Regions from separate parts of the Homo sapiens genome. Here regions 1 and 3 are each linked to region 2. Evidence: read pairs that join two places in POLR2A ChIA-PET (ENCODE). Cell type or tissue: MCF 10A. All regions are shown on one strand.

Region 1 (8,000 bases), 120 kb before region 2:
GCCTTAGCATCCTGAGTAGCTGGGACCACAGGTATGTGCCACTATATCTGGCTAATGTTTAAAAAAAAAAAATTTTTTTTTTTTTTTGAAACAGACTCACTTTGTTGCCCAGGCTGCAGTGCAGTGGCACAAACACAGCTCACTACAGCCTCGACTTCCTGAGTTAAATCCTCCTACCTCAGCCTCCTACGTAGCTGACGCCAGCATGTGCCACTATGTCTGGCTAATTTTTTAATTTTACAGAGACAGGGTCTTGCCATGTTGCCCAGGCTGGTCTTGAAATCCTAGACTTAAGTAATCCTCCTGCCTCACCCTCCCAAAGTACTGGGGATTACAGGTGTGAGCCACCGTGCCAGCCCTTAAACATTTTTTTAACAGAAACAGAGACTCACTATGTTGCCCAGGCTGGTGTTGAACTCCTGGCCTCAAGAGATCCTCCTGCCTAAGCCTCCCAACATACTGGGATTACAGATGTGAGCCACCGTGCCCCGCCATGGATCTGCTTTTAATGCCTGGTTTTAGAGCCTCTTAGCTAGATTGTTGGCCACAGTTATTTCACTGAGGTTACATCTGTTGAGTGTCTCACTTGGCAGAGATTCTGAACATCAGTTTGTGAGTGCTCAAGCATGCTTGTCTTTCTACAAGTGGCCCCTTCACTTTACTGTAGAGAACTAGAAATGAGAGAAATGGGATGTGTCATCACTGTATTTGAGAGTTCATTGGTGAATGAGATATCTAGCCATTTTTCTAGAACTATGGCTAAGTTGAATTTAATATTTAAGATGAGGAAAAACGAAGACTGGTTAAACCATTATAAGTATTTCACTGTTTTTGTTTGTTTGTTTTGTTTTTTAAGGCAGTTCTCTAATAACACCCAATCTGTTTAAGCCACCCATGTTTCCACCCCATCCTCATCTGATCACCCCTCTGAATCTTGGTTAAAATAAAGGACATACACGAGTCCCAGACAGGGTGCAGAAATTTGGTGTCCAGGTGACAAAGTCTGAATCTCTCTGACTTCTCCCTAAAAACGACAACTCTATCTTGAGGATGTCAGTCCTTGGCTATTATTCCCACATCATCTCAACTGACATGTCTAAAATCAAACACATCATCTTTCTCCAACAATTAGCTCCTCCTCCCATCTCTACTATTTCTGAAAACTAACATTTTCTTAGTCTTCAACTTGAAAATCTGACATATTTGATTCTACTCACTCCCTCTCCACCCACATCCAATCAATCACTAAATTCTAGAGATTCATCCTTTCCTCTACTTCCACTCTATTTTTAAAACTACTAATCTTGTCCAGTCCTCATAATCTAAACAAATTACTGTAAAACTCTCATAATCACCTGCCTCCTTTTGAAACTGACCCAATTGTCCCACAGTGCTGATATTTATGGTTTCTTTGAATAAACATAGAAATTGATCCTCCCAGTCTTAAAACTTGAAAAAGTTACTTTTGTCTTAGCTGAGTTCCTTTTTCAGGAACTCAACCATCAAGCCTCCCAGATAGCATGAAGGAGCTGAAACTTACATGACCGCTGCATATGGACAATGAGATGCCAGACCCCTCACCCTCACCTATCATGATTGCCTATCCAACCACCTGCTTCCTGTTGACCAGCTCCTCTTCCTTACACCTCCCTAATTCCTGTTTTCCCACATGTGGTTACATTTCTTCCCTACTATATAAACCCCTAAGTTTAGTGTGTCGGGGAGATGCATTTGAGACTGATTTCCCATCTCCTCAGCTGCAGCACCCGATTAAAGCCTTCTTACTTGGCAATACTCATCTCATTAAATGGCTTTCTGTGCGTCAAGCAGCAGGTCCTAGACCAAACCTCTGGTGTTTCAGCAACATTAACACTTTACCCCACAAACATATTCTAGCCACCAATATCAGATATACTTTCTTTAAACTCTACCTTACAAAGGGCATTCCTTTTCTCATAAGCATCACTCATGTTTCATTAACAAAAGCAAGGTCAGTTAAGTACATTAGCACATTCTCTGGCCTCTACCTACCTATTTGACTTTCTCTCTCACAGTTATCATTCTTCAAAGACTCTTCTTTCCAACCAAATTGCTAAGAGCACTGATCCTCATACCTAGAGCAGAAGTTCCCAAAGGGAACTTCGAGGAGTCTCAGAGATTGAAGCTATTTTCATAACACTCAGATGTTATTTACAACCCTTTTCACTGTGTTGACATTTAAGTGATAGGGCACAAAAAATAAATGATAACATTGCTGGCATCTCAGCATGAAGCAAGACAGTAGCATAAGCTATATTAGTGGTTATTGTGTTCCCCAATGTAATAACGTCCTTGAAGCGGTAAAAATTATTAATTTTATTAAATCTCAACCCCAAAGTATTATGTTTTTAATGAAGGTACACATAAAGTGCTTCCATGGCATACTGAAGTAGGGCTGTCATTTCAAGGAAAAGTACACGTGATTGAGTTGCAAGTTGAACTAGCTGCTTCTCCACACAATACCTCATTTACGTGAAAGAACAACTGACAGACAAACTATGGTTATTCAAATTTGGGTATTGGGTAGACATTTTCACAAAAATAAATGAGGTGGACCTGTCACTTCAAGGAAAACAACTGACACTATTTGTTGGCAATGATCAAATGCAAGCTTTTAAGCAAAAATCAGAATTTTGGAAAACTTGTATCTATCACAGTGAGCTTGACAGCTTCCCAATAATGGAAGACTTTTCTAATGAGATGGTTAAGATTCACAGATGTAATATTTTCATATTGCATAATGAAATGTTTCAACATTTGGAAGATCTTCATAACTCACTGAACCAATATGTTCCAAATAACCAACGCATGATGTTATAAAATTATGTATGGATAAATATCCACTCAAAATGTATGACAGACCAATAGATTTTAATATAAGAGTGCAAACAAGCTTATTATTATCATTTCAGATTCCACATTAAAACTAATCTTTAAGAAATTAGAAATTATGGAATTTTGGTGTAACATCAAAAAAGAATATCCACAATTGCCTGAACAACTATTAAAATAGTCGTCCCTTTTTAACCTATGTATCTGTATTAGGCCAGCAGGGTTTTCTTTACCTACTTCAACCAAAACCAAATTTACTGAGATACACTAAGGATAAAGGCAGATAAGCAAATTCAGCTGCCTTTGATGAAGCCGTACATTAAAGAGATTTTCAAATACATAAAACAACATCACTTTACAGCTTTTCTTTGGCATATCTAAATTGCCAGCGTCACTCCTCTTGTGCTTTGGGTCATTATTAAGTAAAATAAGGGTGACTTGAGCACAAGCACTGCAATGCTACAACAGCTGATCTGGAAACAGAGACAGACGGCTACTAAGCAACTCACAGGTCGGTTTCATAGGCAGGATGGGTGTGCAGGACAAAGCAATGACTCACATCCTGGGCGGGATGAAGCAGGATGGCACAAGATTTTATTGCGCTACCGAGAACGGTGTGCAGCTTAAAACTTATAGTTTATTTCTAGAATTTTCCATGGAATTTTTTCCAACCTCGGTGTATTGCAGGTAACTGAAGCCACAGAAAGTGAAACTGTGAACAAGGACTACTATATTTTGAGGTAATTATATTTATTCCACAATATTTATTGAACACCGGAATGTCTCAGGAGCCAGGTATCCTGAGATACAGTATCCTACTACTCTGCATCACACCTGTATCCCAGTACTCTGGGAGGCTGAGACAGGAGGATTGCTTGAGCTCAGGAGTTCGAAACCAGCCTGGGCAATATAGGGAGACCCTGTCTCTACAAATTAAAAATTAAAAAACAGCCAGGTCTGGTGGTATGTACCTGTGGTCCCAGCTACTCAGGAAATGAAGTGGGAGGACCATTTGAGCCCAGTAGGTTGAGGCTGCAGTGAGCTGTGACTGCACCACTGGACTCTAGCCTGGGCAAAGAGTGACAGACAACCTGTCTCAAAAGTAAATCAGTAAAAATAAGAAGAATGTCCTGGGCACTGTTTATTCTAGGCACTAAGGATATGGCAGGGAACAAAGATTGGATTCCTTCTTTCTGCAGCTTACAGTTCAGTTTCACCACTCAAGTGTCTAAGCAACAGGGGTATCAATATCACCTGAGAGTTTATTTAAAATGCAAATTTCTACAACTGAAAATTAGAATTTTTAAAATGCAGAATCTCAGGTCCCAACCCAGACCTACTGAATCAGTGTCTGCATTTCAGTAAGATCCCAAGGGCATACTCCTGCATAGTTTGAGAAGCAAAGGATTTATGCATCTCCCTAACTATTGTGAACTTCTTGGAGGTACGCTATTACCTTGAATTTGTTCTACCACTAGTATAAATAATTGTTTAATTGTCGTGCTAATCATTCAAACATAAATACCTATTGTAAGAACTTATTTCTGGGGCTTAACAAAAAAAAGGCAGGGAACAGTGGTTCACATCTATAATCCTAGCACTTTGAGAGGCCGTTGAGCCCAGGAGTTTGAGAACAGCCTGGACAACATGGTAAAACCCCGTATTTACAAAAAAAAAACAAACGTGTGTGTGTGTGTATGTATATGTATATATATGTGTGTATGTGTGTGTGTGTGTGTGTGTGTGTGTGTGTGTGTGTATAAATTAGCCAGGTGTGGTGGTGTGCACCCGTAGTCACAGTTACTCAGAAGGCTGAGGTAGGGGGATCACCTGAGTCCAGGGAGGCTGAGGCTGCAGTGAACCGTGATTACGCCACTGCACACCAGCCTGGGCAACAGAGTGAGACCCTGTCTCTAAATAAATAAATAAATAAATAAATATTTAAAAAGGGCAAAGTCAAACTGGCCTAGATCCTGGGAAACTTTCCTTCTCCTAGGAGAAATAAGGCAGTAATTCTAGTGACAGCTAACATTTCAAAAAATGCTTTCTGTGGTCCAGCTGTTGTACCAAGGGCTATATGTGACAATCTTATAAAGCAGATTACTACTATTACTATTCTCATTTTAGAGATTAAGGAACCTGGAGCTCACAGGTTAAGCAAGTGATGGAGCTAGAACAAGCAGGATGTCTGACCCTAAACCACAGAAAGTGGTAAATGTCATCAGAGTTGAATCTTGAAGAAGGAACCCATGAGTTCCCTGATGGAAATATTGTCCCTCAATTTTGAAATCGTCCAGAGCACTAAACTCAGTTCCTAGCATATAAGAGACATTCATGGACTGCAAGGAACTCTGTGAGTGGTTTAAGGTTAACATATCACATTCCAGATTATTACCAATCCAATAATCTTCCATTAAAGATATAATGAGCCTGAGATGAAACGGCTTCTCTCTGATGTGTTCTGCATAGAGTCCATTCTCTAACTTGGGGCCCTTGTTCCAAGCACACAAAGTTAAAAAAAAAAGGAGACAGAGAGAGAGATAGGACATCAACTAAAAGACGAAAGCCACTTTGAAATCCTGGAAGAGGCTGAGGCTTGTTCTGGAGAAAGGGAAGAGCACAGGCTGTGGAATAGCTTCTTTGTCCACAGAGAGCAAGGGATGAATGGAAACACTGGTCAGAGGTCCCCCACTGTAAAGCAAAGCAGGAACTGCAGAGCTAGTCCATTACTGAGAAGTATCCCTAGAGGCCTCCATCAGTTCTTGAACTTCCTTTGGTACACTTCCCATCAGCCCCTTCCCAATGGCATGGAGTTGGAGTCATCTCCATTCTCACTTTCTGACAATTCCACATGGAACTGGGACATTTTCCCCTACAACATTTTGGGGAAAGGTTCTATTAATAACACTCTTCATGTCTGTTAGAGATTAAATAGACTTTCATGGGCAAACCACCTTGTATACCTTAACCATCACATACACCATCATGTATATGAGAAAACATGTTCTGGTAATAAACAACACAACAAAACCAGCTTCTCCAACAAGCCATTTATAGGATAAAGATCTACCTTTATGATATCCCAGATATACCAATTCAGTGTAGTTCTATATGAAGAATTCTTCAAGTAACACGCAGGGAGAAAAATATCAACTAACAACATCTAATTATACTAAGGATGAATTTTTGTGAGGATGAAATCCAATTATATTCAAGAGTAAGTCTATGAAAAGCTCAAGAAAAAGACAGGCTGGGCGTGGTGGCTCACGCCTGTAATCCCAGCACTTTGGGAGGCCAAGGCAGGCGGATCACCTACGGTCGGGAGTTCAAGACCAGCCTGGCCAACCTGGTGAAACTCTGCCTCTACTAAAAATACAGAAATTAGCCGGGCATGGTGGTATGTGCCTGTAATTCCAGCTACTGGGGAGGCTGAGGCAGAAGAATCGCTTGAACCCGGGAGGCAGAGCTTGCAGTGAGCCGAAATCGCGCCACTGCACTCCAGCCTGGGTGACAGAGTGAGACTCCGCCTCAAAAAAAAAAAAAGAAAAAGAAAAAGAAAAAGACAAAAGCTTACACACAATAAGCATCAGCTCACCTCTTAGGTACCAACACCAATGGCTGGGGTCATCTCATTCTCTCACTTTCTGACCATTCCACATGGAATGCTAACCATATATGGTTTTCTAATAGTCAAATTATTTGATTTTTCCAGTCAAATCTGTTTGAATATGAAGCTTTTATCTCACTGTTTTGCACCCAAGGGTTCTAATGAGGAAACACAATAAATAAATTACAAGGGTAACTGGTAACTACCCCCACATTTATGAAAGCAAACTGGGCATATTAACTGAGTCAGACTTGAGCACAAAATTTATGAACCACCCACATCCTAGGTTTTGAAAAGCTAATGTTTTCCCTCTTCTTAACCAGATTAACAGATGGAAGACTCTGAGAAGTCATCTAGAGATGTCTTTAGAAATTTCAAGCACGTTTTGCTTAACAGTTCATGTCACACTTTGATTCTACCAGAAGGCAAGGGACTGAGACTAGGATGACTATGATTAAAAGAAGACTGTAGATCCAAGGATGCTGCTACTATGGCATCACACTTGTATGCAGCTGTAACAGGCAAGATCAACATTAGCCTGGTTCTTCTACCGTAACAGTTCCATGTGTATACAATGGCTAAGTCCATTGATAGTGGGAGCAGGGGGCTGCAAGCTCAATGCCTTGAGCTGGAGGGGACAGGACCCATCTAAAGGGGCTGCTGCTGACTGTTGTCTCTTTGGCATTTGAGCTCAGCATTGTGAGATTTCTGAATTTACAAGAGGAATGAGAGGTCCTCTATTTTTATGTAAAATATCTCAATTTCTAAGCACTGGCATCTAATTAAGCATTTTCTGTAACACTGTCCATGGAACAAAATCTGCCTGTGAGTTTGTGCGTTCTTCAGTATTGCTGTTTGTGATCTCTGATGCTTTATGGCATCATATTGCCTTTGTAGTGCCCTAAAGTCAGAGTCATATCCTTTTATTTTATATTCTGCATAGCTCCTTAATAAAATCCTATGTTTCCTAAGAAATAAATGTCTCTTGAACTAACATAAGAAAAACATGGCTATTACTGATAGTCTTGTCTGTCTGTTTCTAAGCTTTGATCAAAGGAATAAAGCCATTTCCATATGCCAGCACCCCTCAACTATGCCACCCTCCAGAACTGAGCCATACTACTAAATATTAAGCTTTGCCATGTCTTTATCATGTTTTTATCTTTTATTTTTATCATGTTTTTCTACCATTTCCACACTTATTCCCAATCTCAGTTGAGGTTGTAGTTTCGGATTCATCAGTCCACACCAAAATTTCCTCATCTTTACAATGAAGACTTTGAACAAAGGTAACCCCAAACTATCTAGAAGTCCCTTACAGTATATTCCACTCAAAGTCTCACAAGACCTGCAACTATGAGCTTTCCTTCCTGAAAATTTTGAATATAATTCTCGCAAACATTCTTTCACATCTCCTCCATGTTGCATCTATTAAGGAATTATCTGTAAGATGTCTGTACTGGGTTGAACCATATACCCACGAAAATTCATGTCCACCCAGAACCTCAGCATGTATCATCTT
Region 2 (8,000 bases):
GCCCACCACCACGCCCAGCTAATTTTTGTATTTTTGATAAAGATGGGGTTTCACCATCTTGGCCAGGCTGGTCTTCAACTCCTGACCTTGTGATCCACCCGCCTTGGCCTCCCAAAGTGCTGGGATTACAGGCGTGAGGCACCACGCCTGGCCTAGGAATTATTATCATCTTCTTTTCACAGGTGAGAAAACAGGTTGAGAGGATGGGTGACTTGCCCAAGTCATAGGATTGGTGGATGGTAGGGCCAGGGTTCATTCCCACTCAGCCCCATCTGCTTCCAAATTCCTAAGCGCTAGTGTGGTGTCATTTGCACCATGGCTTGATCCTTCCCTACTCTATTATACCAACTCAAGGGCAGGCAGAGCATCTTTATTTCAACAACATCTGTGCAAAGTCACTATGTGTCAGGCAACTGTTCTACATGATGGGATAAAGTGGCAAATGAAAAAGGACAGTATTTGACTCAGGTCAAAACTAAGGAAATCTAGCTGAGGGCAGTGGCTCATATCTGTAATCCCAGCACTTTGAGAAGCTAAGTGGGGAGAGACTCACATGAGCCCTGGAGTTCAAGACCAGCCTGGGCAACACGGAGAAACTGTATCTACAAAACAAAACAAAAAAAAAAATTAGCCAGGAGCAGTGGGGCATACCTGTGGTCCCAGCTATTCAGGAGGCTGAGGAAGGAAGATCAGTTGAGCCTGGGAGATCAAGGCTGCAGTGAGCCATGATTGTACCACGCACTCCAGCCTGGGTGATGGAGCAAGATCCTATCAAAACAAAAAACAAAAAACAAAAACAAAAAACCCTAAGGAAATCTGATCTAATTAGCCACTAGTCGTGGATTTGAATGAGCTGACATGGAGCCAGGCCTTGAAGGATCTTGAGGAACAGAGTCACTAGTCGTGGATTTGAATGAGTTCTGTGTCTTGACTTCAATTTCTAAGCCTCCGTTTTCCTCATCTATAAAATGATGATGATACCTTTACCACCCATATCATGGTATTTTTATGAGGCTAAATTACAGCATGCAACACAAACCGTCAAATACCCGAATGCTGTTAATTATTGTCATTAATATTATCAAATGGCATCTATTAAATATTTATGTGTCTGTGACGCTTGTTATCACATCTGTAGTTTTCCAGGAGTTTGATCTAAAAAAAGAGTTACTATCACTGATGGTGATTTATTAGGCCAGCTTCATATAGGAAGGTTTTTATATGTGGTACTTTTTATATGTGCTGAATAAATCTGATAGCCTTTAGTTAATAAAAACGTATCAATATAGCTTAATTATAACAAGCATACCATATTAAGATACAAAAAAAGAGAAAGGGAGGTGAGGGAGTATTGAGATACCCTGTACTATCTGCTCAGTTTTCCTGTAAATCTAAAAATGCTTTAAAAAAAATTAAGACTGGCCGGGCGCGGTGGCTCACGCCTGTAATTCTAGCACTTTGGCAGGCTGAAGCAGGCAAAATGATTAAGCTCAGGAGTTCAAGACTGGCCTTGGCAATACAGCGAAACCCCAACTCTACAAAAATACAAAAATTAGCCAGGCGTTGTAGTGCGCACCTGTGGCCCCAGCTACTCAGGAGGAGGGGGCAGGAAGATGGTTTGAGCCCTGGAGGTTGAGGCTGCGGCAAACCGAGATCATGCCACTGCACTCCAGCCTGGGTGACAGAGTGAGGCCTGTCTCAAAAATAATTGATTTTTTTTTTTTAAGAGCATGAACATGAGGTCAATTTTCTTGACTGGCTTATAAACTACCTCTTAAACTAATTCCAAAGAAGTGTAGTCCTATCGTCTTTAACAAAGAAGGTGGCACTGAAACGTGTGAATGGGGCCGACTGGGGGAGTGAGTTTGAACTAGGATCTCTAGCTAAATGTGTGGCACGTGTTTTTTAAACTTAATCTCATGCATTTATATTCCTCCTTTTATACAACACTAACATGTTTCGGGCTCCAAGTTCTCCAGCTTAATTCACTACATTTTAATTAACATACCCAGGAAGGAATTTACCACACCTCCTACTCCTCTAACAAGTAAAGTAAGTCCCAGAAAGGCTCTAGGAAGTTCCATTAAAAAAAAAAAAAAAAAAAAGTTGGCAATTTTTTTTTCCTTAAAAATCGCAGTCCCAATTCCCAAGTTCTATAGACAATCTTAAACCCAGAACTTCAAGCGTCTGTCTGTACATTAACATACTCCACCATACTATATCCGATTCCTGCCTAAAGAAGGGAGCTCAGCCTTTCACATACCCTGTCCAGAGACTCCTCTCAACTGTAACAAGAGACTCCACACTGCATTTGTGAGATCTGCACATATAAAAAGTCTACCACATATAAAAACCTTCCTATGTGGAGCTGGCCTAAGAAATCACCATCAGTGGCAGCAACTGTGTTTTTTAGATCAAACTCCTGGAAAACTACAAATGTGATAACAAGCATCAAAAATAAATATTTAACAGATGCCATTTGATAATATTCATGACAATAATAAGTAACAGCATTCGGGTATTTTATGGTTTGTGTTCCATGCTGTAATTTAGCCTCATAAAAATACCGTGATATGGGTGGTAAAGATGTCATCACCATTATATAGATGAGGAAAACGGAGGCTTACGAGTTGAAGTCAAGACACAGAACTCATTCAAATCCACGACTAGTGACTCTGTTCCTCAGGATCCTTCAAGGCCTGGCTCCATGCCAGCTGTGTTTTCACTCTCTCCACCAGAAAGACAGGATCCCTCTCATTTTTTAATAATTTTCCACAGTCCTCTTGTCATCCATGGAGGTTCTCTCTTTCTCTGCAGGCCACCTATCTGTTCATGCCTCCAATCTCCTGAGCAGAATTATATAAACCGACTCAGGCCTAGGACCTGGCTCACTCACCCAGGTCCCGCTGTGTTAACAAAGTGCCTTTGCATGCAGTGGAAGCTCCTCAACCCCAAAGGCCCCACAACCACGTGACTGATCCTGTGCTGCAAAACCGACACATGAGCAAAAGCCAAGGAACAAAAACAGACCTCGTTCCAGTGCTTCAAAACTTACGGGAAATTCAAGGTGACTTATTTTCCTTGACCTTAAAATAATGTTTAAGTTTTATAACATGGCTGATAATCATAAATGGAAAAGGGAGTTTTCTTTTCCCCTGGGGCCCTGAGCCAGCCCTCCAATTTGGGGCCAAGATTGTTGAGAAAATGTGCCACGATACTTAATTTTTGGCCAGATTCCAGAAAAAGTAGGGGAGAAAAATGAGTTTCACCATCCGTACAGCTTGGGCTGCTTTCACAGGCACCGCGCTCTTGCAAAATACAGCCTAAAATTGACTTCTGCATATTTCTCTTTGCCAAGTTGACCATTTTGTTAGTAGAACCTTTGATTCTCAGAACCTAAATCAAGTGAAAAGTCAAATATTTTTAAAAGATCAAATTATCTAAAAACTTCAGCTCTGCCTCAGTACAAAATATAAAGCTCCTGGCTTTATATACACAGATAGTGACTAATTCAGGGTGTTAACTTCTTGTACCTGAAAGAAAATGGAAGGCTTCCAAAGTACTGGGATATCACAGAAGCTGCTGAAAGAAGCAGTTTACTGAATGGTACTTCTGTGTCTTCACAGTTTTAACATGCTCAACGGTGGAAAACGAAAACTGTTTGAAGTGGCTAAAATTCAATGCTTGCTTTGTTTGTAACCAGAATAGCCAAAACTGAATATAGTTCCCCAAGATTTTTAATGTCCTGCTTACTGTATTTTTCCTTCTGCAGCCAATTAGAAATGATACTTTTAAAAAATAAAATGTTTAACTCTAGCATCAGTAACATACGTGCTTTGAATTTTTATCAGGAATGGAAAATGGAATGCGTAGAGCTACCCACATGTTCCTTGTCTTGCAAATATTATAGCATCAAATACCACAAAAATAATGAGAAATGTCCTCAAATTTCACAATTAATAAATAGTTCCTCTGTCCTGGTCAGAAAAGCAATGGAAGAATACCAGAGGGTACTTGGGAGCGTGCGTGTGTACACGCTCATGCGTGCGCATCTGTGGTGTGGCTGGTGGTGGGAGTGAGGGAAAGCGACAGAGTTGGGATGCAGCTAAGACTCCTGAGGTGTCCCCTAGGATGGAAATCCTCCACCTGCCCTCTACTCTGCCACCGTGTTGTGTGTTCTGGGAAGCTGACCCATTTAACAACAGGCTGTCTTGCCCACTGGCTCCCATTTTGGTTCAGCCAAATCCTTTCCCACCATATTCCCTGGGTCCTGTCAGGTGGCTCTCTATATAGGGTCCCCTGGAAACTGCTTCCTCCCTCACCCCTCAGGCCTAGGAGTGGGAGGAGCTTGGCTATTACTAGCCCCCGGATGCAGCCACGTCTTTGTGGCTCCTATATACCCTGTCCCCAATATTTTTTATGGCAACATTTTTAATATATGGCTTCCTTTTTTGGTTGTGTGTGTGTGTGTGTATGTGTGTATGTGTGTGTGTATGTGTGTGTGTCTGAAACAGTGTCTCACACTGTCACCAAAGCTGGAGTGCAGTGGCCCCATCTCGACTCACTGTAGCCTTGACTTCCCGAGCTCAAGCAATCCCTGACCTCAGCCTCCTAAGTAGTGGAACTACAGGGCACACCACCAGGCTTGACTAATTTTGTTTATTTTTTGTACAGACAGGAGTCTTACTAAGTTGCCCAGGCTGGTCTCAAACTCCTGGGCTCAAGCAATCCTCCTGCCTTGGCCACCCAAAGTGCAAAGATTACCAGTGTGAGCCACCACACCTGCTTGTTTTTAATATATGTTAATCAACAAGTACAATGACACTTGAGGACAGTACAAGTATCTTCACTGTTCTGACTGGGGTCTGTACAATAGTTTTCCTCCACAATAGAAGCTGACTTTTTTTGAAAATTTTTTATATAATTTAATGAAACAATTTGGTCTCCCTACCTTCTTCCCCTCTGTTCTTCAATCCATTCTAAACAACACTAGCAGATTAATTGTCCTGAAGCACCAAGGTAGGAGTGGCATTCCCTCCACACTAGAGTCCATTGTCTTCCCATTACCTACCATATGCCACCTGTTTTCTTATGGGACCTGGACTGATATGGATACCTGAAGCTTTGAACACTCCCCTAAGAAGATCCTGGCCTGTAATTCCTATTGTTTTGATCCTACTTTTATAACACTCTTAAAGCTAACTGTTGTGGCTGGTGAACTGAAAGGGTTTTTCTTTCTTTTAATCCACAAAATGCCATTATCTGCAATAAACCACAAGGCAGAGGATATATCTTGTAATTTCAGTGATTTTTTTAAAAAACATTACCAGATCAAGTTAGTTCTTTGCTCAAAGCCTTTTCGTCTCTCCCAGAATTAAAAATGTTTTAAGTCCTTATTCTGCCCTGCCGTGCCATGCCCTCCGAAACCTGTCCCTCGCCCCACCAATATTTTTCTGTCCTCACCTCTGCCCTGGCCTCCAGAACAGCATTCCCATTCTTCAAACACGCCGCACTGGCTCCACCTGGGGGCCTATGCCCCTGCAGTTCCCTCCACCTGGAATGCCACCTCCTGAGTCTTCATGTCACAAATTCCTACTCACCTGATTCTTGTGGCCAAAAGCCTTGGCCCAGCACCACATCTCCAGCAGCCCTCTCTTGCCCCAGCTCTCTCTCTCTCTCTCTCCCCCTTTGTCTTTTCTTCCTGGTGCTTCTTCCCCCCAGTGCTTACGATCCATCTCCTCCTATGAGAATGTAGGGTCCCCAAGGAGGGGCTTTTGTTAGGCTCACCATTCATCGTCACTGGCTGAACAGTGGCAAGCAGACAGCCGGCACTCACTAAATATTTGTTGAATAAATGAATGATTCGGTCGGTCAGAGAGGGAAAAGAAAGAACAGCTGGTCCACTTTCTTAATGGTTGTGGCTCAATTTCCAGTGACCAAGGAGATGCTCAGTGGTTATCTTTTGCAGATTACATTGAAGGGATTCTGTTTCTATTAAAAGATGAGCTTATGGAATAACCTGCCATCCAACATGAGGATATTCCACCCTGCATGTCAAAACCAGCACACTGCACAGTAAACAATCAAAAATATGATCAAATGTAAATTCAGAGGCTGAGTGTGGTGGCTCACACCTGTAATCCCAGCACTTTGGGAGGCCAAGGCAGGTGAGGTCAGGAGTTTGTGACCAGCCTGGTCAACATGGTGAAACTCCATCTCTACTAAAAATACAAAAATTAGCTGGGTATGGTGGCATGCGCCTGCAGTACCAGCTACTCAGGAGGCTGAGGCAGGAGAATTGCTTGAAGTTGGAAGGCGGAGGTTGCAGTGAGCCGAGATGGCACCACTGCACTCCAGCCTGGGCGACAGCAAGACTCTGTCTCACAAAAAAAAACCAAAAAACAAAACAAAACAAAAAAAAACCACAAGTAAATTTAAACGATTGCTTAAACTAGCAGGGAAGGGCAGAGATATCTGTAAAGGACCAGACAGTAAATAACTGAACACTGTGTGGACTAGAGTCTCTGTGACAATACTCAACTCTGCTGCTGTACCATGAAAGTTGCTTTTCATGGCCATCCAGAAAGCTGTGCTGCCTCAGCAGGAAGAAGCTTGCCCACAGAGCTTTGATATACAGTGCGGAATATCCTCATACATAGATGAACACAGCTGTGTTCCAATAAAACTTTATTATAAACAATGAAATACAAATTTCTATAATTTTCAGCTGTCACAAAATTCTTCTCCTACTTTTGACTTTTCTTCAAGCATTTATTTTATTTTATTTATTTTATTTTTTGAGACAAAGTCTCACTCTGTCGCCCAGGCTGGAGTGCAGTGGCGTGATCTCGGCTCACTGCAAGCTCCGCCTCCCGCATTCACGCCATTCTCCTGCCTCAGCCTCCTGAGTAGCTGGGACTGTAGGCGCCCACCACCATGCCCGGCTAATTTTTTGTATTTTTAGTAGAGACCGTGTTAGCCAGGATGGTCTCGATCTCTTGACGTCGTGATCCGCCCGCCTCCCCAAATCCCAAAGTGCTGGGATTACAGGCGTGAGCCACCGCGCCTGGCCTCTTCAAGCATTTAAAAATGTAAAAACCATTCTAGGCTCATGGGCCATATAAAAAAAACAGGTGGCAAGCTGGATTTGGCCTCCAAGCTGTAGTTTGCTGATCTCTGGTTTAAATCATTTCTCAAGCTGGCTATTTTTGTCTTGATAAAATACATTCTACCCCATGAATCTGCTGGATATTCTACAACTGATTAAACATGGAATAAATGCATTTGTTATAATTGGCTGGAAAAATAGTTTATTTGGGTAAATAAACATCACTTAATCACTCTTCTAAGACTATCCTTCCACCCAGATTTTGGTCATCTTGTCACACAAGCTCTGTTAGCGTCTCTTTCCTCACCTAAGTACCTTCAATCTGCCATCCTAGTGAAGAAATTCCATCGTACTCTTTCTTTCTTTTCAGAAATGGGAATTACAATGAAACTTTGGGATAGGGAGAAAAGGGTGGCTTCCCAAGCTTTGGGGCAAGGCAAATTCCAGGATAATGTTTTATGACTAAGGGTACAATGCGTTGCCTACACTTTCCTTTTAAGTACTTTCAAACACACCCTGTTGTGTGGGCCCTGGAATGAGAACTATTTTGATTGCAGGTGCTGCTGGAATTCAGGGTCATCTGTCCCCACAAGCTACAAAATTTGCTGAAAAGGCCAGGTTGCAGGATGGCATAGCCAAAAGCATGTTATTTCATAACTTAAAGCACAAGATTTTAAATTTCACTCAATTATAATAGTCTCATTCCTCTTACATAACAGCAATATGTGAAGATATGGAATTTGAAGAAGCACTTTTCATGGTATTACTCAGAAGAGTCGGCCACACATAATGAAGAGGTGTGATTCACATCAAACACATCTATGTGGCCCTAGATACAAAATAGAGAATGAGAGTACTTCACTTTAGGTCTCCAGGTATTTTAAATATCCTG
Region 3 (8,000 bases), 63 kb after region 2:
GCTGCAGTGAGCTATGATCGCACCACTACACTCCAGCCTGGGTGACAGAGTAAGACCCTGTCTCTAAAACAAAAAAACAAAAACTACTAAACAGTAAATGTGGGCACATGTTTTCTTGTGTCTTCCAGTGGACCAGAATGACCTCCCACCTTCAAGGACTCCTGATCACTTTACCTTGATTGTCTACAAGGGAATGATTTACAAATCCTACACTATGACCATCCTCAAGAGGCCTCATTAAGAAAAGCTTCTCCTGTATTAAATCCAAAGCTGTTTTCATTGTATAGTTTAATTCTACTTCCTTCCTTTTTTCCCTCTGTGAACTCAGTGGAGAAGAATGAACCCCTGAAAGAAGTCCCTTTCATCTAAAAAAAAATCACATTTGATCAAATGAATCCTATGGGTTAACAGAATAGGTGCTCTCTTCAAAAGAGCAGGAACGTCAGTGATCAAATTTAATCCCATCAATTACATTTAAAAAATCTTTTTAAGAGCTAATATGGCCTTGTAGAAACTAAACATTTAATATCTCCTTTGATTATGAAATTGCACAGGTTTTCTGAAAGCTTAAGTTCACACCTTCACCCACATTCAATTCCAAGCAGGCACAGAGTTTTTCCTAAACTGTTTCACCAAGCCATTGTGGGGAGTTGGGGAAGTTGCCAGGGGCAAGGCTACAACTCAAGGGCCCTTTTGTTTCACGCTACTCTTTCGGTTGCCTTTTTGGGTCTTCCGCTCCCTTACCTTGGATAATGGGAGACGATGAAACTCAAGTGGGTTAATTATACTTTGCTTATAACTCTTGATTTTAAGACACGTGAAAGAAGAAATTGAAACGTGCTTAAAATTGTTTTTGGATGTAAATTATCCCAAGAGCTAATTATGTATAATTTCTTCATTTTCTTTATTCATGCAAGTGAATCGCAGTAAACATCCTTTTAGGTCAAATATTTCTTCCCTTATGACTTCATGACTAATTCTATGTAAGCCTAACACACTCTTACTCCTTAAGAACTCAGTATTAATATACTATCCTGTTAGGAAGAAAGGAGCTAGAACTTGCTCGAAAGGGACTAGCATGGCCGGGCACAGTGGCTCACGCCTATAATTCCAGCACTTTGGGAGGCCGAGGAGAGTGGATCACCTGAGGTCAGGAGTTCGAGACCAGCCTGACCAACATGGAGCAACCCTGTCTCTACTAAAAATACAAAATTAGCCCGGCATGGTGGCAACATGCCTGTAATCCCAGCTACTCAGGAGGCTGAGGCAGAAGAATCGCTTGAACCTGGGAGGTGGAGATTGCGGTGAGTCGAGATCACGCCATTGCACCAGCCTGGGCAACAAGAGTGAAACTGTCTCAAAAAAAAAAAAAAAAAAAGAAAAAGAAAAAAGAAAGGGACTACCATAACATACTTTGGCATGAAGCCATCTTTACTCTGTAGAGTTAAATAACCTTGTAACAGAAAAGGAGGCGTGAGAAGTACCTAACTTCCCTTCTAAGAAGGTCACATAAAGATCTTTCCATCTCTAGCATCCTAGTGACTCCGCATCTCCAGGATAAACAAGGGAGAGACAGTTGTAAAGTCAAGGGCTGTCTATATTTACAGTCTCCATTTCTCTCCTCCCATTAAGCTCACTCCAATTAGGCTTTCATTCCTACCATTCTATCAAAACTGCTTGTCAAGATCACCAATGACCTCCATGTTGCCAAAGCCAATGGTCAATTTGAACCTTCATTCTACTGAATGATTACTCTAATTGCGAACATTCAGTACCTGCCTTCTTGGTGATCTCACCAAGGTAACCTTGGTTAATCTCACAGCTTCAAACACCTTCTACAAATTCATGATTTATAAATCACATCTCCAGTATTGGTGGTATAGTGGTGAACATAGCTGCCTTTCAAATCACATTTCCAGCTGAAACTTCTTTGAACTCTGGATTCCAGAATCTCTCATATATCCAACTGCCTATTCAATATCATCACATGAATAGCTATATTAATCTGTTTTCACACTGCTATGAAGAACTGCCTGAGACTGGGTAATTTATAAAGGAAAGACATTTAATTGACTCACAGATCAGCATGGCTGGGAGGCCTCAGGAAACTTACAATCATGGCAGAAGGTGAAGGGGAAGCAAGGCGCCTTCCTCACAAGGCAGCAGGAAGGAGAAGTGCCAAGCCAAGGGGGAAGAGCCCCTTATAAAACCATCAGATATTGTGAGAACTCACTGACTACCATTAGAACAGCATGGGGAAACCACCCCCATGATTCAATTACCTCTACCTACTTTCTCCCTTGACATGTGGGAATTATGGGGAATACAATTCAAGATGAGATTTGGGTGGGGTCACAAAGCCTAACCATACCAATGTCTAAGAAGCATCAGAAACCTAAGTCCTAAATCAAACTCCTAATGGTACCTCCAAACTGGCTTCTTCCAAGACCTTGCCCATCTCAGTAAATGGCAATTCCATTCTTGCAGTTGCCCAGGAGAGCCATCCTTGTCTATGCTTACATTCTCTTTCTCTCTCTCTCAGTCCATATCTAATTTATAAGGAAATTCTGTCAGCTGTACCTTATATCTGGAACCTGTCCACACCACCGCCCTCTCTAGCACCCTGGCCCAGCAATCACCATTGTCTCGCCTGGCTTTTTACAATGACTCTGCTTCCTCCTTTCATTCTATTCTCCACAAAACAGTGATCCTTTATAAACCTAAGTTGGATTGCATCATTCCTCTGCTCAAAACCCATTGACGGCTTTCCACCTGTTACAGGTTGAACTGTGTCCCTCAAAAATTCATATGTTACACTCTTAACCTCCAGTACCACAGAATGTGATCGTATTCAGAAATAATGTCATTGCAGATGTAATTAGTTAAGATGAGGTCATTTAGGTGGGCCCCAATTCCAATATGAATGATGTCCTTATAAAAAGGGAAAATTTGGACACAGAGACACATACATAGGGAGAACACCATGTGAAGATGAAGGCAGAGATCTATAAGCCAAGGAATGCCACATATTGCCAGGAAACCACCAAGAGCTAGGAGAGAGGGATGGAACAGATTCTCTTTCTCTCATGATCTTCAGAAGGAACCAACTCTACCAATAACCTGAGTCAGACTTCCAGCCTCCAGAACTGTAAAACAATAATTTGTGTTGTTTAAGCCAGTTGTCCCCAACCTTTTTGGCACCAAGAAGTTGTTTCATGGAAGACAATTTTTCTATGGACTGGGGGAGTTGCAGGGGGTGGGAGGGGGCGGTTCATGATGATTCAAGCGCACTACAGTTATTGTGCACTTTATTTCTATTATTATTTCATTGTAATTTATAATGAAATAATTATACAACTCATCACAATGTAGAATCAGTGGGAGCCCTGAGCTTGTTTTCCTGCAACTAGATGGTCCCATCTGGGAGTGATGGGAGACAGCGACAGATCATCAGGCATTAGATTCCCATAAAGAGCGTACAACCTAGATCCCTCACATGTGCAGTTCACAATAGGATTCGTGCTCCTTAGAGAATCTAAGGCCACCACTGATCTGACAGGGGGCAGAGCTCAGGTGGTAATGAGAGCCATGGGGAGCGGCTGTAAATACATATGAAGCTTCATTCGCTGGCCTGCCACTCTCCTCTTGCTGTGTGGCCCAGTTGCTAACAGGCCACAGACCAGTATCCCTGGCTGGGGGTAGAAGACCCCTGGGTTAAGCCACCCAGTTTATAGTAGTTTGTTACAGCAGCCCTAGCAAAGTAATACACCACCTCATAAAGGATAAAAGGCAATGGCCAAAAGACCCTACATGCTCATACCCTAGCTCACACACTGGCCCCCTTATTGTTCCTCCAACAGGCCAGGCTCATGTCTAGCCTTTGCTCTAGCTCTTCCCTGGGCTTAGACCACTCTGCCCCAGAGCCCTTAATTCCTTTAGACCTCTGTTTAAATAGCTCCTTAAGGCCTTCTCCTCCCTCCAACACTGTCTGTCCCCCTCATCCACTTTATTTTTCTCCATTGTGTGTCACCACCAGGTACTTTAAGTACTTATTGTGGCAGACTGGGAGATGCATTGCTAGATCCCCCAATAAAGAAAGAACTTGCTGAGCAAATGCAGGTAAACAGCGTCCATGACTCAGTTCCTTGGGGTCAGCCTTGGCTACAGAGTGCAGCCTCACCTGCCTGAGGTCACATCCTTCCCAGGGTAGTCCACACCTCTGTGTGGGACACTCTGAGAGGTGACATTCACTGCAGAGCTCTCTGGAAGGTTGGCAGAGACTCCGCCAAACCTGCATCACAGCTCAGCTTCTTCCCCTGCACAATTCTCCTTCCACCTCCTGTTCACAGGAATTGATCGCAAATAAACATCCTGCTTCCCAAACTCCATTTCAGCGTCCGCCTGTGGAGAATCCAACCTGAGACACTTATCTATCTCCCTTCACTAGAGTGTAATCTTACTGAGGGCAGGAACTTTGTTTCATTGTATCCCCAAAGCCTAAAATGGCACCTCGCAGGAAAGGAGAAATGATTGAATGGAAATATATGGATGGATGAAGGAGAGCAGAAAGAAGAAAGGGCAATAAGTATTTGGATAGATGACTGGCCCCTGGATACAACAAAAGCATCTTAATATGGTTATTATGTATCACAAAGCAAAAGGAATACACAGCATTACAATGAAGCTGTGTGAGGTTTCTAAAATGCACATTGCTATTGATTTCAGAGAATCTTAAAAACAATGTGTACTAAGTTTTCCTAAGGTTCACTTCTTCTCTTGATGCCCATGACCTTTCCCCCTAAGATTTCAAATTTCACAACCACAAGATCTACCATAAAGAGGGTTTCAGGACCCTAACCTTTAAGGTAGGGAATATGCTGTATAGTAACTGTTCAATCACTCTGTGACACCTTTATGTAATTCTTAACTCCCATTTCAAAGAAAACTCTGCTCTGCACATTATCATTATAAATAGTTTATTATAGCTTTTCTTCTTTATTGACTATGTCAAATAAAATAGTATTTTTTTCATTCAAAATAGTATTTCTTTCTTTCTCAGAGAATTGGCCTTCACTTTATTGCAACATCTTAATTGCATTTGGCTCTGGAAAGTGATTTAAAATAGATTTTCCATGCCCTATAACCGGCTAGTCATTTAGACCAAATAAAGCTGATTTCTACCTGGTCACGTACTTCATGCCAATTCCATCAGAATGTGTTAAGCCTGACTATAAAGTAATAGAGCTGAGGAGTGTTGTGTGTGTTTGGTTTAGAATCACTTTCATTTCTTTACACAGCACTGCACGATGAGATTTCAAGTGAAAAATGTAAAGTCATGTTTAATACCAAAAACACCCCCAACAAAAACAACAAATCACCCCCACACTAGAGCTACTATACTGGTCTGTAACTACTCTACCACACTCTAAGGCAAATTGATTCACAACAGTGTCTGTATGTTTATAGCACAAGAATGTCTTACACAGATGTACCCGAAATATTTTATAACCATAAATATGAATAACAGAGTCTTCCTAGTCAGACCTATCTAATTTCATCAGCCTTCTGAAATTATATCTTTCACTAAAGCAGCCTCAGGGTACAAATGCAATAAGATAACATTAATTAAAATACATAAAACCATCCAGGAGTAGCAAGTAGTATACTATGTTTTTTTAAAGAGCAGAAATTGAACTAAAAATAGTAATCACTATTTTGCCAGCTCAAAAAGCTAGGTCTTACATAGTGCCTGAAGCTACAATTCTATTACTACCAAGGTAGGATAATAATTAGTATGTTATTCACTTGTCTGGTATGCACCTAGCTTTGCAGGGCTGTGTATGTATGCTCACTTTGCAGCTAAGACCTTCGGTTCTCAGCAACCTGTTTGCCATTAAGCAGATTCCAAGAAGTTCAAAAATACAATGTGTCAACCCTTACACTATGTCAACAACTGTTTCACTCAAAAAAATGCAGAGTCTATACAATCCTATGGAAACACTCAGTATTACCACTGTTGTAGTTCAGATCTCTACTTTATCTGGAAACAAATTACTGCTGACTAGAAATAAAGCACCATCATTACCCATACCCTTGACTTACATTGCAATAAACCCACCATAAATTGAAAATATCATGAGTAAAAAATGCATTTAATACAGCACTATTATTATTACTAACTACAACTACTTTTGCACTGTTGGGTGTTCACAGCAACCCTATCAGGTAGGTATTAATCGATAAACATGCTCAATGCCATACAACTAGGACATTATGAAGCCAGAGCTGATACCTAAACTTGTCAGACTCCAAATCCATGCATTTGACTGTACTATATGTTCCTTTGAAATGCAAACAAATATTTAAGATGCATAGCAACAAAGAACTTAATTTTATCACTAAAATTCCTAGCTTCTGCACACATATAGGAATCATCAATATGAGAATGCTATTTTGTATTTTGTGTTTTCATTTAAGATTATTTCAAGTTTTAGCAAACAACCCCAGCACAGAAATAAAATCAAGTCAGAGATGAGCTTCTGTAAGAACTGTTTTCCTAATGAAGTGAAGATACAATGATACAAAATAAGATCTCAGGTAGCAAAAGGCAGCAGTCCTTTACTTGCCAAATATTAAAATGTAACACCTATCAAAATGGTGGGATTTCAGGTGATTTTTTAAAAAATGGCTTTTTATACTTTGTTATTTACTGCTGTGTTTCCTACTAAAAACCATGCCATTTTTATAACATGAAAAAAGATAAGAGTCTTTTAAATTTGAGAAAAACAAACAACATTAATAATACACAGTTGTACCAATAGGCTAATATTATACACACAAACTTAAGTTCAGAGCTTATCTGCAGAAGTCATACACAGATAGGAGATAAATGAATTTAATGACCATGGGCTATGAATTCAGAAGGCTTTGTTATCTTTACCAAACCATCAAGTACAATTCATGTTACCCTGGACGACTGTTCAGCTCATCAGAGACCCTATTTCCTCATTTGCAAAAAAGAATACTGTAATACTATCTATTGAACATGGTCATTGTAAGAATTAAATAAGCAACACAGACATTTATGTACACACATACACATTCATAAACTGTTAAGTGCCAACCAAGAGTTATTTATTATTATCAACCAAAACTTTTAAAATCTAAACTGAAAGATCCTTAAACAGACAGTACTCTCAATTCATTTATGTGACATGAGTTATCCATTTGTACTTTAGCTTCTTTTGTAATCCAAATCTCACTGCAGAGGCAAAGGAAAAAAGTTTCTATGTATGCATGTATGTATATATGTGTATACATACATAAACATCTATTGAGATTTATATATTTATATTTTTCCCAAATGAGATCCTCAATAGCATGAAAAATCATTACTCCTTAACTCTTTCCAATACATATTTATGCAAAAGAGTTTAGACTGTATAATACAGCCAGTTTTAAATCAGATTTCCATTCAATTCACATTAAAGTGCCTATAAACTGTGATAGGTGCTTTTAGTTATGTATCTTTCTATTCTAGGGGAACATGTGGAGGTTGGCTTGTAGAAAAGAAAATCTAGAGACAGAACAACCAATTAGCAGGCTTTGCCATCATGAAGGTGAGAAAAAAATGAAGACATCTGGGGACTGAAAAAGAAAACAGGTTCCAGAGACATTTCCAGCCCTATTGACAAGCTACCTCCATGAAGTAAAAGAAAAGAATCTTAAAGAGGCAGGAAGATTTCCAGCTGTGGTGCCTGTTGCAGACTGAATGTTTGTTCCCCTCCAAAATTCATGTGTTGGAATCCCAACTCCAAATGTGATGGTACTGGGAGGTGGGGTCTTTAAGAGGTGATTAGATCACGAGGGTACAGCCCTCATGGATGGGATTTGTGCCCTTATAAAAGATCCTCTACGAGCTTTCTGGCCCTTTTCTGCCATGTGAGGACACAGTGAGAAGATGGCCATCTATGAGCCAGAAAGCAGGACCCTAATCTGCC

What was found. ChIA-PET counts read pairs that join two places held together with the same protein. Peaks named below come from ENCODE experiments on the same cell type or tissue, not always from the same donor. Only the 100,000 strongest peaks of a DNase experiment are listed, where the experiment ranks them.
Region 1: POLR2A ChIA-PET joins it to region 2 with 23 read pairs; 5 of 35 experiments call an interaction of 5 or more read pairs at or near these places.
Region 3: POLR2A ChIA-PET joins it to region 2 with 34 read pairs; 5 of 35 experiments call an interaction of 5 or more read pairs at or near these places.

What each region holds. Positions count from the first base shown.
Region 1 is chr4:40,995,477-41,003,476 of GRCh38, forward strand. All of the region lies in intron 6 of APBB2 (amyloid beta precursor protein binding family B member 2), which reads right to left. Among named protein-coding and RNA genes, the nearest start is that of APBB2, 220 kb to the right of the region's middle. In MCF 10A, no CTCF peak of the experiment used is centred here; a DNase peak (open chromatin) is centred at 3,415.
Region 2 is chr4:41,117,438-41,125,437 of GRCh38, forward strand. All of the region lies in intron 2 of APBB2 (amyloid beta precursor protein binding family B member 2), which reads right to left. Among named protein-coding and RNA genes, the nearest start is that of APBB2, 93 kb to the right of the region's middle. RefSeq lists enhancers at 7,115-8,000, 7,189-7,877. In MCF 10A, no CTCF peak of the experiment used is centred here; DNase peaks (open chromatin) are centred at 2,984, 3,234 and 7,744.
Region 3 is chr4:41,180,584-41,188,583 of GRCh38, forward strand. The region is part of intron 1 of APBB2 (amyloid beta precursor protein binding family B member 2); the gene reads right to left. Among named protein-coding and RNA genes, the nearest start is that of APBB2, 30 kb to the right of the region's middle. In MCF 10A, no CTCF peak of the experiment used is centred here; no DNase peak of the experiment used is centred here.